3 separate regions of the Homo sapiens genome follow, and regions 2 and 3 are each linked to region 1. A link is an interaction called in ENCODE POLR2A ChIA-PET data of the cell type or tissue named here. Cell type or tissue: HepG2. All regions are shown on one strand. Region 1 overlaps ZBTB38 (zinc finger and BTB domain containing 38). Region 2 holds the start of LOC124909441 (a long non-coding RNA gene). Region 3 has its middle 43 kb from the start of ZBTB38.

The links. Peaks named below come from ENCODE experiments on the same cell type or tissue, not always from the same donor. Only the 100,000 strongest peaks of a DNase experiment are listed, where the experiment ranks them.
Region 2: POLR2A ChIA-PET joins it to region 1 with 5 read pairs; 14 of 35 experiments call an interaction of 5 or more read pairs at or near these places.
Region 3: POLR2A ChIA-PET joins it to region 1 with 5 read pairs; 12 of 35 experiments call an interaction of 5 or more read pairs at or near these places.

The regions. Positions count from the first base shown.
Region 1 is chr3:141,428,768-141,433,767 of GRCh38, forward strand. All of the region lies in intron 5 of ZBTB38 (zinc finger and BTB domain containing 38), which reads left to right. Among named protein-coding and RNA genes, the nearest start is that of RASA2, 56 kb to the right of the region's middle. In HepG2, no CTCF peak of the experiment used is centred here; DNase peaks (open chromatin) are centred at 2,884 and 3,284; H3K4me3 peaks cover 2,316 bases.
Region 2 is chr3:141,301,452-141,306,451 of GRCh38, forward strand. LOC124909441 (a long non-coding RNA gene) reads left to right here and starts at 2,382. Exons shown (of 4, transcript XR_007096119.1): 1 at 2,382-2,477; 2 at 4,305-5,000. In HepG2, CTCF peaks have their summits at 987 (motif pointing left), 2,124 (motif pointing right) and 4,191; a DNase peak (open chromatin) is centred at 2,130.
Region 3 is chr3:141,322,885-141,327,884 of GRCh38, forward strand. It overlaps a transcript of ZBTB38 not described here. Among named protein-coding and RNA genes, the nearest start is that of ZBTB38, 43 kb to the right of the region's middle. In HepG2, no CTCF peak of the experiment used is centred here; no DNase peak of the experiment used is centred here; H3K4me3 peaks cover 384 bases.

The DNA of each region.
Region 1 (5,000 bases):
GCCCGGCCAGTATTTCCATTTTTTATGTGCCGGCCTCCACAGGATTGTGGAAGTGATTAAATTAATTAATATGCAAAGTGCTTTGCAACTTGAAATTTATCTGATAAAAGCAATTTTATTCAATATTGGGGAATTCAGACAGATGAAAATTGTAATTGGCAATATTTATGGTGACCATCCTCATGTAATGTTGATTTATAAACATATATCTTTTTATAGTATAGATTGTTCCTTTTGTAAATGAATACTGAGGGCCTGTTCTGTGTCAGGCACTGTTCCAGGTGCTTAAGATATGTCAGTGAAGAAAATCAAAGATTGGTACTCTTATGGGGCTTACATTTTTGCAAGCAGACAGACAATAAGTAAGTCCATTTTGTATGCAGTATATTGGAATGTTGAGGGCCGTGGAAAAGTCAAAAAGCAGAGCAGGGCAAGGGGGATCGTGAGTACAGGGGAAGGCGGCAGGTTGCCTTTTGGGGGATGGTGAGTGCAGAGGACAGAGGCATATTGCTTTTTGCGGGGATTGTGAGTGCGGGGGACGGCGGCAGGTTGCCTTTTGGGGGATCGTGAGTGCAGGGGATGGCGGCAGGTTGCCTTTTGGGGGATCGTGAGTGCAGGGAATGGTGGCAGCTTGCTTTTTTGGGGATCGTGAGTGCAGGAGACAGCAGCAGGTTGCTTTTTTTAGTCGGGGTGAGCCTGGTTTGTGTTTCAAATGCATGGTCATGTCACTTACTCGCCAGACATTTACTGCGTGCTCCTGCCATGTGCTGCGGCCTGGAGATACAGCAGTGAACAGTGAGCAGCCTAGAGAAGCAGCTCCTCCTGGAGCTTACTTTCTGGCGGGCAGAGTGGACAGTAAACAAGCAGGCAACGACGGGTGATAATTGCAGGTTGAGGTAAGCAGTATGAAGAAATAAACAAGGTGATGTGAGGGCAAACCAAAGGGGCAGCAGATAGAGAGATGGGGTGGCCCCTCCGAGGCGACATTTGAGCTGGGCCTGAAGCACGAGTCTGAGCCAGCCATGGGCAGTGCCGGAACCGTGTGCATCAAAGGCCACAGGGCCAGAAGAGACTGGGCAGGTAGAGTCCGCCCAGGGAGCCTGTGTGCCTGAGCAAAGGCAGCGCAAGGAGTGCAGTGGGAGGGAACGAGTGAGTCTGGAGAGTGGACAGCACAGGGCCTTGCTGGGCACTGGGAAGGGTCTGATTTTATCCTAAGATCAGGGGAAGTCCGCTGAAGGGCTTTGAGCAGGGCTTGACTTGATCTCATTTGTGGGTTTGTTTTTTCGTTTTTTGTTTTGTTTTGTTTTGTTTTTTTGAGACAGAGTTTCGCTCTTGTCACCCAGGCTGGAGTGCAATGGTGTGATCTTGGCTCACTGCAACCTCTGCCTCCTGGGTTCAAGTGATTCTCCTGCCTCAGCCTCCCGAGTAGCTGGGATTACAGGCATGCACTACCACACCCGGCTAATTTTTTTTGTACTTAGTAGAGATGGGGTTTTGCCATGTTGGTCAGGGTGGCCTTGAACTCCTGACCTCAGGTGATCCACCTGCCTCAGCCTCCCAGAGTGCTGGGATTACAGGCATGAGCCACCACGCCCGGCCTCATTTGTAGTTTTTAAAGATCACCCTACATACTGGATGAAGGATAAGCCGCATGAGCAGTTCCTCCATAGCCACCAATTAGGCAGATGCAGTCAGTTCTCAAGCTAATTCCAGCTGACATTTCTTGAACCCCCTGCCAGGTGCCATGGACCACACTTGGTGCTTTTCAGGCGCATCATCTCATTCACTCTTCACTGCCCAGTTTCTGATTTATCCAGGAAGTACCAATGTAAGCTGTGATTCACTGTCTTGCAGGAGAACCCAGAAACCCAGGGTGCAGAGGGGCAGGGAGTGGGGAGCGGCAGTGCAGTGGGGGAGGCGGATTTAGATTTAACACCAGAGCAGCAGCTGGTGCCTCGTCCATTTTAGGACAACTCATTCTTGTGATTAGCTGGAGGTTCACTCTTCTTCAGAAGCCAGAATGTAAACGGCTCTTCCCTGTGCCGTCCCCCAGAGGTAGCAATCAACTGAGAGGTACAGAGCCACCTTCCATTCAATCAGCCAGCCCTTTGGGTTCACAAGGAAATGACGGTTGGCTTTTGAAACCAATTCTTGATAAGCTCACCCCTAAAATGAAAATTTTCAGGGAACAGGAACCCTGTCCTGGGGAACTCTGGGACACATCATTCCCCACAGCATTCAGATTAAAAATACCTTCTATTAATACATTTTGGGGCCAGGCACGGTGGCTCACACCTGTAATCCCAACACTTTGGGAGGCCGAGGCAGGAGGATCATCTGAGGTCAGGAGCTTGAGACCAGCCTGACCAACATGGTGAAACCCCGTCTCTACTAAAAATACAAAAATTAGCCGGGCATGGTGGCAGGTGCCTGTAATCCCAGCTACTCCGGAGGCTGAGGCAGGAGAATCGCTTGAACCCAGGATGTGGAGATTGCAGTGAGTCGAGATTGTGCCATTGCACTCCAGCCTGGGGGACAAGAGCGAGACTTCGTCTCAAAAAAAAAAAAAAAAAAATATATATATATATTTGGGGGGGACTCTGAGTGTCAGTGGAATTTGGGTAAAACAAGAAATAGAGACACGGCACTCAAAAGGCTTCAGAGAGATTCTCTAAGCCTGTTTGCCAGATTTCTTAAGCAAGCAGGTGCCCAGGCAAGCTTGATCCTGAGATGAACCCAAGGCACACGAGCTACCCTGAAACACTGCTGCATTTCAAAAAGAAAAAAGAAACCCAGGACCTTTTCCCCCTTTCATCTTTCCAAACAAGCAACCTAAAATATTTAACTGGGCCCATTGCATCATTCATGAATCTGACAGTACTCGTTCTCACAATCCTATGTGCACGCAACTGCAAGTCCAGGGCCCTAATGTTTACCTTTTCCAGATAATAGGTGAGGTTGTCCAAGCTGGCCTCCCTCTCTGCTGAGTGCACTCCAGCAGCTTCCCGATGTTGGCCTTTAGAACAGCCTGAATTTCAGTTAAAAAATAAGCTTCCCCTGTCACACGATGCCTTCTTGAATCTGATAGCTTAAGTGCAGTAAAATCTGATAAATGTAGCTTTTCTGTGCCCGTTTCAGGCCACATTTAGAAGGCAACATCAACAGGATTTTCCTTTTCCTAGACACAGCTCAACTCCATAAAGGACTTCTGTTTTGTAATCTGTTTTCGAGATCTGATGCGTGTGTTTCTAACACCCCGTCACGTGAGGAGGTCTGACGTAGTCACCCAACATGACTTTGAGAAAATATACTGTAAAGATGTGTGTGGGATGGTACAGCCAGCTCACTGAAGCAAAATATCCTTTGTCGGAAAACTTTCCGCAGGGAATAACAGACCTGCGCAGTAGATTTCACTTTGATATGGCCCCTGTGCTGGCCCAGTATGGACTGCAGGTTTGACTTTTGCAGGATTCCAGGTCAGTATCCTAATACAGTGCGTTCTTTTTTTAGTTAGGTTTTATTTCTACGTTTCTTTTTATAGAAGACAACTTGCCATAGATGGAGGAGAAAGTTGCTCTGTCGATTCTGTTGTTATTATGTACGTTAGGAGCTGCGTGGCCAAGGGCTGGCAAGAGGGCTCTTGGCCTTTTCCTCTGATTAGAAGATTAAAAAAAATGGGGTTCAGTCTGGCCCTGGAGAGTGGCTTTGAATAAGTGACTTGTAGTTCTCACTAAGAATGTGGACTGAAAAGGTTTACTTAACTCTCCTCTCTGTAATGTCTTAGAGCTTTACTAATAAAAATATACCAGATTTTACTAACAAGCCCTATAAAGATCTGCATAATAGGTGCATTAGTTAACAATTTAAAGAGATTTTTCAAGATTCGTTTTGCATTGTAAGAATTAGAGTTTATATGGAAACTATCATTTTAAGTTTTCTTCTGTGCATTTCAGTAAGATCGCCTTAACTAATTGAAGGGAGAGAAGATTTAATTAAGCTGGAAATACTGGGAAGTAGTTAAAGTCAGATTATTGCCAAGAATTGTTTCCCTTATTTTCAAATTCATTCCCAGAATGAGTGAACCAATACTTAAAAGCAATATCCAGGATAGATTACTGTGATCAAGCTAACCTTTGAGACTTGGAAGGCAAGGATGCAAGCAATGATAGATTGATTGTATAAACAAATTGTAGGTAGCAACCTCAAAGAACAATTTTCACCTGTGTATAGTGTGGACCGGACTGTTGGTCCGCCTGGTTTTTCAGCCATGTTCAAACTCAAGAAATAGTCATTGCCTCAAACTTGGAAAATTAAGGACAGGTATGGAGAGTATGCATATCTGCATGACTGTGGGTGTGTCTATGTTTCTGTATTCCTTGGCCTCCATCTGTCTCCTGAGGATTTCTGCTTTGTGTTTCATCACATTTTTATTCACTGTCTCTTTAGTCCTTTTAGGCTTATATATATTTATTTTATTGAGTAAAATAATTTTTAAATAATTTCTTAGAAAAATTATTTAATTAAGATTTTTAATTAAAATTGTTTTGACTTTTGTTTTGTTTTTTTTTGTTTTTTTTGGTTAGCACAGCAGTTCTCAAACTTTTTGGTCCCTAGACTCCCTTACACTCTTACAGTCATTGGGTATGCAAAGAGCTTTTGTTTATCTGAGTTCTTTCTGTCAATATTTACCATATTCAACATTTTAAATGAGAATGTAAAGAACTATTAGATTGATGCAAAAGTAATTGCAGTTTTTGCCACTACTTTTAATTGCACCTACCTAATATTTATTAACTGATGGAAAATGACTGTGATAAATCCAACTGAATAATAAAATAACATTTTATTAAAAGTAACTATTTTTTAAAACAAAAAAATAATGAGAGGACTAGTACTGTTTTACATGTTTGCAAATATTTTAAAGTCTGGCTTGATAGAAAGACAGCTAGATTTTCATCTCTGCTCCTGCCTTCAGCCGTGGTATGCTGTTTTAGTTGAAG
Region 2 (5,000 bases), 130 kb before region 1:
CTCACTATCCTGCACCCACTGTCCGACAAGCCCCAGTGAGCTGAACCCGGTACCTCAGTTGGAGATGGAGAAATCACCCGTCTTCTGCGTGCTCATGCTGAAAGCTATAGACTGGAGCTGTTCCTATTTGGCCATCTTGAGAAGTATTTCTCATTAACTTGCCACCCTTATCAGTATGTCGTAAAGATATTTCCATGTTAAGATGATAGGTGATTGATTGACTGATTGAGATGTATATAAATGTAGATGGCTCTTTATAGCCATTGAGTAATATTTCATGGTATAGATTAGACATATTTTAAAAATCTCATTAAAAATCCATGAAATGGCAACTTAAAGCCAAGGTACTAAAACAGGACTACAAGGCTTTACACAGAACAAAGCGGAGGCTCCTTCATTGTGGTGCAGGTATTTATTGATGTGAGGTTTTTTTGGGGTTTTTTTTGAGACGGAGTTTTGCTCTTGCCCAGGCTGGAGTAGAATGGCACAATCTCAGCTCACTGCACCCTCTGCCTCCCAGTTTCAAGCGTTTCTCCTGCCTCAGCCTCCTGAGTAGCTGGGATTACAGGCATGTGCCACCACCACGCCCGGCTAATTTTGTATTTTTAGTAGAGACGGGGTTTCTCCATGTTGGTCAGCCTGGTCTTGAACTCCCAACCTCAGGTGATCCACCCGCCTCAGCCTTCCATAGTGCTGGGATTACAGGTGTGAGCCACCATGCCCAGCCTGATGTAAGTATTCTTTCTCTAACTTCACTTTAAATGAAATTGAGGATCTTAATCTAATATTGCTATTAAGCCTATTTGAGGGTTTTCATAGCCATAGCAGAATTAGACTTTCTGGAAGATTTAGGTGATTCCTTTTTCCAGAAGTCTTAAAGACTGTCTAGAGAGAGGCAGAGATACATGCTTCTGTTTCTCTGAATCTCAGGGAAGCCTTCTGAACAGATTTAGCAGTCCAGACAAGGGTGGGTGTGCCACCTTGTGTTTAAACACAACCACGAGTAGCAGAAAATAGCTGGGGTTTATGTTGCAGTTGTGGCTTTAAGAGCAGCCAGCACAAAGCTCTGGCCTAAACACCAGTTAACTCCCATTGCCCAAGGCCACTGAACTGAATGTTTGGATTGTCCCCCTGTATTTGTGCCTGCCCAGGAGCCAGCTCAGATGAGTAATAGCTTCTGCTGAAGAGGAAGCGGCTGAATACATCAGAGCATCTGGGCAGGACTTCTTGAAGCCCGACTGCCAGCGGAGACTGGCCTTGATGAGGAGAAGGCATCCCTGAGGGCCAGCTCAGCTCCTGAGAGCTACAGAGCCCCTCAGCAGAGGGATGGCCTGAGGCCTGCCTTCCAGACAACATTGTCAGCAGTAAAGTTGGCCATGTAGTGCCAACTACGTGGTTTCCACAAGTGTTTCTTCATGAATCTTCACAACATTCTGAGGAAAGTCCTAGTTCCCTAATGTGAATGAGGAAAACAGGCGGGGGGAGCCCGGCAGGGGTTGAAGTCACTTTTTCAAAGGAAGAGTCACAGCTGAGTCTAACTCAAGTTCACATGATACCAGTGAACTGAAGAGCACTTATAGCTGGGCATGGTGGCTCATGCCTGTCATCCCAGCACATTAAGCCCAAGAATTTGAGATGAGCCTGGGCAACATAGGGAGACCCTATCTCTACAAAAAATTAAAAGTAAAAAAATTAGCTGGGAGTGGTGGCACATGCCTGTGGTCCCAGGTCCTTGGGAGCCTGAGGTGGGAGGATTGCTTAAGCCCACGGGGGTTGAGGCTGCATTGAGCCGTGATTGTGCCACTGCACTCCACCTGGATGACAGAGTAAGACCCTGTCATTAAAAAAAAAAAAAAAAAAAAAAAAAAAACAACCACTATATGAGATACCATGGGAAAATTTACACCATTTCATTAATCTTCACAATAGTCCTACCAGATAGTATATTTGCTGGCAAATATCGATGAATAATATAATAGGGTTAAAGCAGTTCTACATTTAAATCTAAATGGTTAGGGGAATATTCCAACTCTGCCTCTAACCATCTGTGGCTTGCTATTCTCAAGAAAACTTATAATGTAAAATGTATCTTTGCAGCAGTTACATTACATTCAACCACTAGGGGGCAGCATCAACACAATTTTTCCAGTCTTCCATCTGTAAAGGAAGCAGGGTAGTTTGAGGGTGTTTTAATAGGTTGAGCAGCTGTGCAGGTTTGCCTGGCACTGAGTAGTTTCCCAGGATGTGGGGCTTTCAGTGCTTAAAAAACAGGAAAGTCCCAGGCAAACTGGAACAAGTTGGTTACCCTGGTGTTATATGTTGAAATGGTAGTGAGAATACTACTGTCATTCCCACTTTTACAGAAAAGGGAACCACGAGGAGTAGTTCGTCTGAGGCTCCACACGGCTGCTAGTGTGCAGCAGAGCTGGGATTCCCGCTGTGCCCATATCACACGCAGGACCATGCTCTTAAGCAGGGTATGTGATAATGCCTCCTGAACCATTTAGGACTGCCTTTGGTTCCGTGCTACCGAAACCTGATGACAGTGGCCTAAGCAATAAAGCCTTTCACTTTCGCCAGTGGCGCCATTATGTCATCAGGAACCCAGACTCCTGTTCGCCTCTCACTGGCCAGAGTGGGGCCCCTTGGCTACCTCTGCTGTAAACGAGTCGAGGGAAGTGAGGATCTTTATTGGGCACACTGCTGTCCCAAACAAGCTCAGCCTCCTTTCACTCGAGAAAAAAGGGAAAGTGGGTACTGGGTAGAGAACTCGCAGTGACTACCACACTCTCCAAAGCCACCATTACACTGAAGGTGTGGATGCTGCGCCACCCTGATCCCCCACTTCAGGACTTCTTCCCCCAGTTGCTGGTGGTGCTTGGCTGTCGGTGCTTTCAGGGCACTGCTCTGGAGCAGAGAGCCATCTGCTGAAGGACATGCTCCTTCCCAGGGCAGCCACATCCAATGATTGGTCAGAATAGGGATCGGAAGGCCCAGGGACAACCCTGAGGGGCCATCTCAGCTTCAGAGCGCCTTTGGGGTCAAGCCAAGGCCTTGTGACTACAACATAGCCCAACTTCTGCCTCATCCAGCATCCTTCACAGTGTTGAGAGCACTCCCCAGCAACCCCCTGCACACACGTCTGTCTCAGACTCTGCCTCCTGGGAACTGACCTGAATGGAAAGCAAGCAAATCCTAGAGGCTAAGGTCTCTGCTAGCATGGGCAGGAAAGCTGGACTCATTTCTAGAAAAGGGATAAGTATCTATTGATGACCAATAGATCTTCTATCACTGCCTTTGAGAGGCTTACCATTTTATTGCAGAAGCTAAGTATGCACATAGGAAGCAGTAGGAAAAATTTGATTTCAGACAATCCAAAGCTAATTACAGAGGGCTGTGACTTACCATTTGTTGAACAGATACCATGGGCTGGACACTAGGCTGAACATTCAACTAATGTAGTCTGTGTATCTCACAGTATGAGTGAGCACTTGAAGTAGGCATTTATTATCCCCATTTCACACGTAAGGAAAGGCTCTGAGCTCTGAGGCTCAGAGGTAGACGTGTACATAAGATCACACAGTCAATAGTAAGTGGCCAACTCAGGACTGGAAAGTGAATTATGCTAGACTATAAACTCTTCCAGGTCCCTCTAGCTTGGTACCTCTCCCTGCGCCCCCTACTCTGTTACGTCCACACAAGTGAATAAGTAAACTTGACACTTGGGCTACAGTCAAGAGTCTACTCTGCTCAAGGGGATGATCCCCTTCTTGCATCTCTGTTATGGATATTTATATTTCTAGCTCCTTTTGTTTCTTTTCCCATTTTTTCCTAATGTAGCTTTTCCAAGAAAACGGAATCTTGTTATAATAGATTGTCTTAGCCTGGTCTCCCTTGAAGCAGAGTCTGAGAAAAAAAAAAAAAAAAAAGCTTAAATGTAGTAGTTTGTTAAGTTGGTTAGGGGATGTGGTACCAAAGGAGCAGGAGTGAAAGAGGGGACAGAAGGGGAAGGAGGGAAAGCCAGTGTAAGGATGCACAGGGGCAACTGGGTGCTCTATCCCACAGGACCTCCTAAGAAGGCTTGGGAAATACATCTCAGAACTGTTCACTTGTGGGAAACATTTATCCATTGGCTACCAGCCACAGCTGCCTTCCCTGCTCTGCTGACTTGCATGTGCATGACTGCCCAGCAGGAGGGTGCCTTGTACACCATGGCATCAGAGAAACACTAGGGCAGGAGGCAAGAGAATCAATCTCTCTCTCTCTCTCTCTCCCTCCCTCCCCACCCCCATGTGTGGACACAGTAAGAAGGTGGCTATCTGCAAGCCAGGAAGAGAGGCCTCACTAGCAACTGAAAATGCTGTCTCCCTGACCTTGGACTTCTCAGCCTCCAGACCTGTGAGAAATAAATGTCTGTTATTTAAGGCAAAAAAGAGAAATCAGTAACTGGAAAAAGACTAAGAGGGTTGGAAATGGAGCACGAGATGCACTTTATGTGCAGGATGGGCCAGCACTTGTTGAGCATTTCAACGCCCAAGACATGCAGTGTGCTTTTTACGCAGAACCTTGTTTCATCTCACAGTAACCTGTGACTTAAAGATTATCATCCCCTTTTCTTTTTTTTTTTTTTTTTTTTTTTGGAGACAAGCTCTCACCCTTGTCATCCAGGCAGGAGTACAATGGCAGTAATAGCTCCCTGCAGCCTCAAGCTCCTGGGCTCAAGCAATCCTCCCACCTCAGCCTCCCGAGCAGCTGGGATTGCAGGCACGAGCTACCACACTCAGCTAATTTTCATATATTTTTTTGGAGATGGGGTCTTGCTGTGTTGCTCAGGATGGTCTCAAACTCCTGGGCTCAAGCAATCTGTCTAGCTTGGCCTCCCACAGTGCTGGGATTATAGACATGAGCCACCCCGCCCAGCCTATCATCCCCATTTTTAAGACAGGGAAAGAAACTGAGAGGAGAGGTCACTTGCCAAGGCCTCTCAGCCACGAAGTGGC
Region 3 (5,000 bases), 110 kb before region 1:
TCCAAATGGACAGAAGATCAGTCAATCATCCATCCATCCATCCCGCCAGTGCTGATGACACGGTGATAAATCCTTATTCCCTAGCTTTTCCAGACTCTTCAAGGATAATCACTCTTCTACAGATAGTTATTTGTCCTGTACCCTTCTGTTTTGTCTGAATTAACAAATAGTCTTTTCCCTGATTGTATTCACAAAGAGGCCCCTTACTCTCACCACAAAACTATCTTCAAATCGCAACACAGCATGAAAAATTTCTGGGAGAGCCTTCTAGAAGAAACGTGTTCTCCATAAACTATGATGCCTGTGATCTATAGTCCCTGATCTGGCCTCCAGGTGTTTAACCCATCTCAGTTTTGGGTTTGCTCACCTCTGTCCACTGACTGTGCTTCCTACACATTCTGAATGGGCTATTACACCCCCAACTCCAATTCTTCAGGTTAGAGATTTGAGTGTGGTCATGAAGATTGATGGATATCAGTTAAGCAAAGGACATTGCGTAAATATTGAGCCTGGGAAAGCCAGGGACTTGAGCTCAATTTTTAGAGGTCAAAAATCATAAAGAAATCTGAAATTCAAGAAGCTGATTCCTAGGCAAGTGCAGACATCCAAGGGTTTCATGTTTCCTGTTAGGGCAGGCCTGGAGGCCTCAGTATAGATGAGCCTGAGCCTAAAGATGTGGATGCTTATATGGTCTTGCTGAGCTAAGAGAAAGATAAAAAAGGGACACAACCTCAGACTAGTTAAAAGTTGAAGGGGTAGGTTCTTTGGGCTCTGGTATTCCAAAGAAACTAGCCAAACTTGGCAGATTCAAGTTTAAACATTGTCTTTTTCTTTGTATAATCCCTATCTACATTCCAGTTGATTTTTCAACATGCCCCCTGCATGTTGCTGAATTTTAAGCTTCATGAGGGCATGTTCACTGCTGTGTCCCCAGCACCATCACCTAGAACAGTGGTAATCAACAAGCATTTGCTGAATCGATCATCAACAGATGTATATATGGGTAGATGGATGTATGAACAAATCTGTTTCCAATCCATTGTACAGTGCATACTCCTGGTCCCCATGATGATTTGTGATTCTCTCTGTGATAGGTCCCTTTGTCCAGCCATCTGCCTCTTGGTAGCTCTGAAGGCCCTTAGTCATTTGGCTCAAAATCCCTAGCTTTGGAGACTAGCTTCTTATTAACTAAGCCATTGCACCACTTGTTCTTGTAGCCTTAAATTAATTTGAGTTAATTCTTAACTGTTTCCCTTCTGTACGTGTGTCATTTAATGGTTTTCCTTTATCTGATTTTCCCCAATTCTTCCTGTGCATTTGTGGTTGTCCACAGAAGCCCTCTAGCCAAGGCCTCGGGCAGCCCTACCAAATGAATATGGGCACTTGAGTTTTCTAGGAGGGCTTTCCTGCTGCCCTGGGTCTCATCCAACTGGTATCCATCTAAACATTCCCACCCAGGGTTATTCATGCTAGAGGAAGAAGAATGCCCTTTCCAGAGCCAGTTCTTGGGGAAAAGAGGAACTGTTGATATAGCCAGAGCCCGAAAAGAAGATTACTCTGCAACAGCTAAAGGTTGGTGACATACTTTTTCTCCAACTTAGTGAAAGCTCTCTATGTTTGCTTTCCTTCTCATGAATTCCATTAGTGTATTTTCTCTAAATGACCCTTGGAACAGATAGGAAAGATTTTAAATCAATAGAATAAGCTTCATGGAGACCAAGAGTTTATCTATTATTGATTCCCCAGCATCTAGCGTAGTGCCTAACATGTTGATGCTCAATAAATCATTGATGAAGAAAGAAAAGAAAGACAGGTGGAAAGGAGGGCAGAAGAGAAAGAAAAAGGGTTTGGAGAATAGGTATGAATGTAAAAAGTGTTAATGTATTATTCAGAAATCATGTGACGATAACAGTCTTGTTTTCAAAGTAATTGGGTATATTATCCCTGCTATCTGGAGTCAATAAAGCAATTGAAGTTACTTTGTAAAATGAAGAGTGTATTTATAAAGATAAAATAATAGCAGACAAGCAGAATAACAACAAAAAAGGTATTCTTTGAAACTTAGGTTTAAACAGTAGTGATCATATATTAAGATAAATTCAAAACTCTGTAACATTAACAGCCGTTTGTTCTGTGTCTATGCCAGTTTTCAAAAGCAAACTAAAACAGTGAAGAACTTTATTTTGGTGTACAAACAGATGTCTTATGGATAAATGCAAGCTGATCATGGTGGTGATAGAATTGACTGCAACTGGTCCATTTGATATTTAGAAAAGGTCAACTAATCAGGAATGATACACTGAGGAAATTTACAAATATCTAACCTTCCTGCCATTTAGTAAAATTAACCACACAGTAATTTAGCAAAGGCTCAAAAATATTTAATTGTGTGTCAAGGAAAAACATTTCAGTGCAGGGGGAATAAATTAAGAAAATTAGCATTTTTTTAGTATCAGTCTTTCATTTATTTGAGATCATACATTGACACACTTCAGGTCCAGCAAGCCAACTTTAAATGACATACACTGTTCATTGCAAAAGAACCCACCTAAAGTGGAGATAGAAGGGGAGTAATTAAACATAGTTTGTACAGAGTCAGGCTGTTAAGACTAAGGGATTCTTTCTTCAGCAACCCGGGTAGCAACACATATTAAAGTTCTCAAGGTTAGGAAAAGTCACTATATTTGTATACTTCCTTAATTTGGGGAAAATAAAATGTAACCTAGGAGAAAATATAAAAACATCTCCAAGGCAAATTCAGAAAAATCTTCCTTTTAACACCAGCTTTGCAAAGATTGCATTAGTGAAGCATAGAGTTTGGTGAGTTGAAGTGTTTGCTAGACTAATTGAGACTACCATGATTAACACAACTGTAAAAAAGACAAACCAACAAACAAACACTCTTGATAATTTAAGCAGACGATGGCTGGTGACTAGCAAAACAAATAAATATACATCTTAGCTGCTGTGGGTTGTTCCTAAAGTTATAATAAGATGATTAAGGTTTTACCTGTGCGATCAATTTTACTTGTGAAACTGACTAATGAAAGTGTTCAGAGTCCCACACTTCAGCCAGTATAATTTTTGCCCCATCTTTTAACCACTTGTGCTGCCATTTAACATGTTTTTTCTTTAATTAAAAAAAAAGTAACAACATTTTTTAAACTTAGTGGATATTGCTATCTAAAATCATCTCGAAGAGGCATTCTTTGGAAAACATGTCAATACCAAAGTAATAACAATAATAATGATAAGTTAAGACTATTTCAAAGTAATTCTATGAGATAGAGACATACTGGTAGAGAAGAAATCAGAATCCTTAGAGCTCATGGGAAAATGTTGAGGTAAATCATATGCTCAGATTACAGTTTGCTCTTTGCAGCTTTATTTAAGAAGCAAGTTAATGTTTACATGACATTGAATTTCAAAGTCCAGGCAATAAGGAGGAAAAGAGAATGAGAGAAAAACAGTTAATGTGCTTTGCCTCCTTGCTCCTCCCAACCCATGGAGAGGCATGGGGGTTGCAGGGGAGCAGGGTGGGGGACAGGAAATGGCCACTGGAGGGAACAAAAGCAGGGGGGTTAAGGTTTTATCTTATCAGAGTGCAATAATGTTTTATTAAATTGTAAAAATTTATTGTGCTAAGATACAAGTACTATGTTTCCTAACTCACATGACAGTTATTCTTGTTAGAGTTTCAGTATCTTTAAATAATAATCCTCTTTTCTACAGTCTTGGTGTGAAACTCTGTGCCTTAATTCTCTTTGAAGTGATCCAATCTCTGATCATGTTGTGTTTTTTTACAATGATACTCTTGGTTTACAGGAACAAAGTGTTGTTTTTGGAACAAAGTAGGACTTTATTTATCTATAATACAATGAAAAGATCCTCTGCATCATTATTCTTTTCAAGTACTTCCTTTCCAATTCCTCCCTCTTGAGGGGGGTGGTGTCATTATTCCTGACTTTGCAGTTAGGCCAGGCTCGTTTGTGGCACCAGTAGAACAAAGGGTGAGGCTTTGCCAGATGGACCCCTGGACAAGGAGGCATCCTTCTAGGCCTGCTTCGAAGGGGACCTCCATGCCCGAAGGGAAGTCATTTTACCTGCATTTTAAAATCTTGTGATGTAGTTTTTTTGAGGTGTTTGTATTTAGATACATTTAGAAATATTAAGTCCCATAAAAGGTCCCTGTAAAGTCAGGCTCTATAGTTGACAGGCCTGTGTGTTCTTAAAAGGGTGTCTGAAAGAAAGGAAAAGAAGCTGAAGAGATGTTCTCTTCAAATGAAAAGGCAGGGTGAGATTTAAAAAGCTGACTGCCTCTTTCCTCAAGAAGGTGGGGCATAACTCCATACTCCTTAAGTGTGGGCCACACATAGACTTCCTTCCAAAGAGTACAGCATGGAAAGGGGGAAAAAGAGAAATCTGACAAACACTATCTTAGCCAGGCGATCAAGGTCAATATCAACAGTGATGATGTTGATGGTCTGTACCTTGATATGATGTGACAGGAACAGCACCTTACCTCTGCGGTCTTCCTCCCCCAAACCCATGACCCCAGTCCAACCGTGAGAAAAATGTCAGACTAAAATTGAAGAAAATTCTATAAATACTTGACCAGCACTTCTCAAAACTGTCTGGGTCATCAAGAAAACAAGGAAAATGTGAGAAACTGTCAAAGCCCAGAGGAGCCTAAGGAGACGTGACAACCAGATGGAATGTGGTCACCTGGATGCTTCCTTAGAACAGAAAAAGGACACTAGTTAAAAACTAAGGAAACTGAATAAAGCTTGGACTTTAGTTAATGATACTATATCTGTATTGGCCTGTTAGTTGTAAGAAATGCACCACACTAATGTAATACATGAATAATGGAGGAAACTGGGTAATGGGTATATGGGAATTCTTTGTACTATCTTGTCAACTTTTCTCAAAATCTAAAAACTACTGTAAAATAGAAAGTTTATTTTAAAAATATATAAAGCTAATTGCCAGGGAAACGA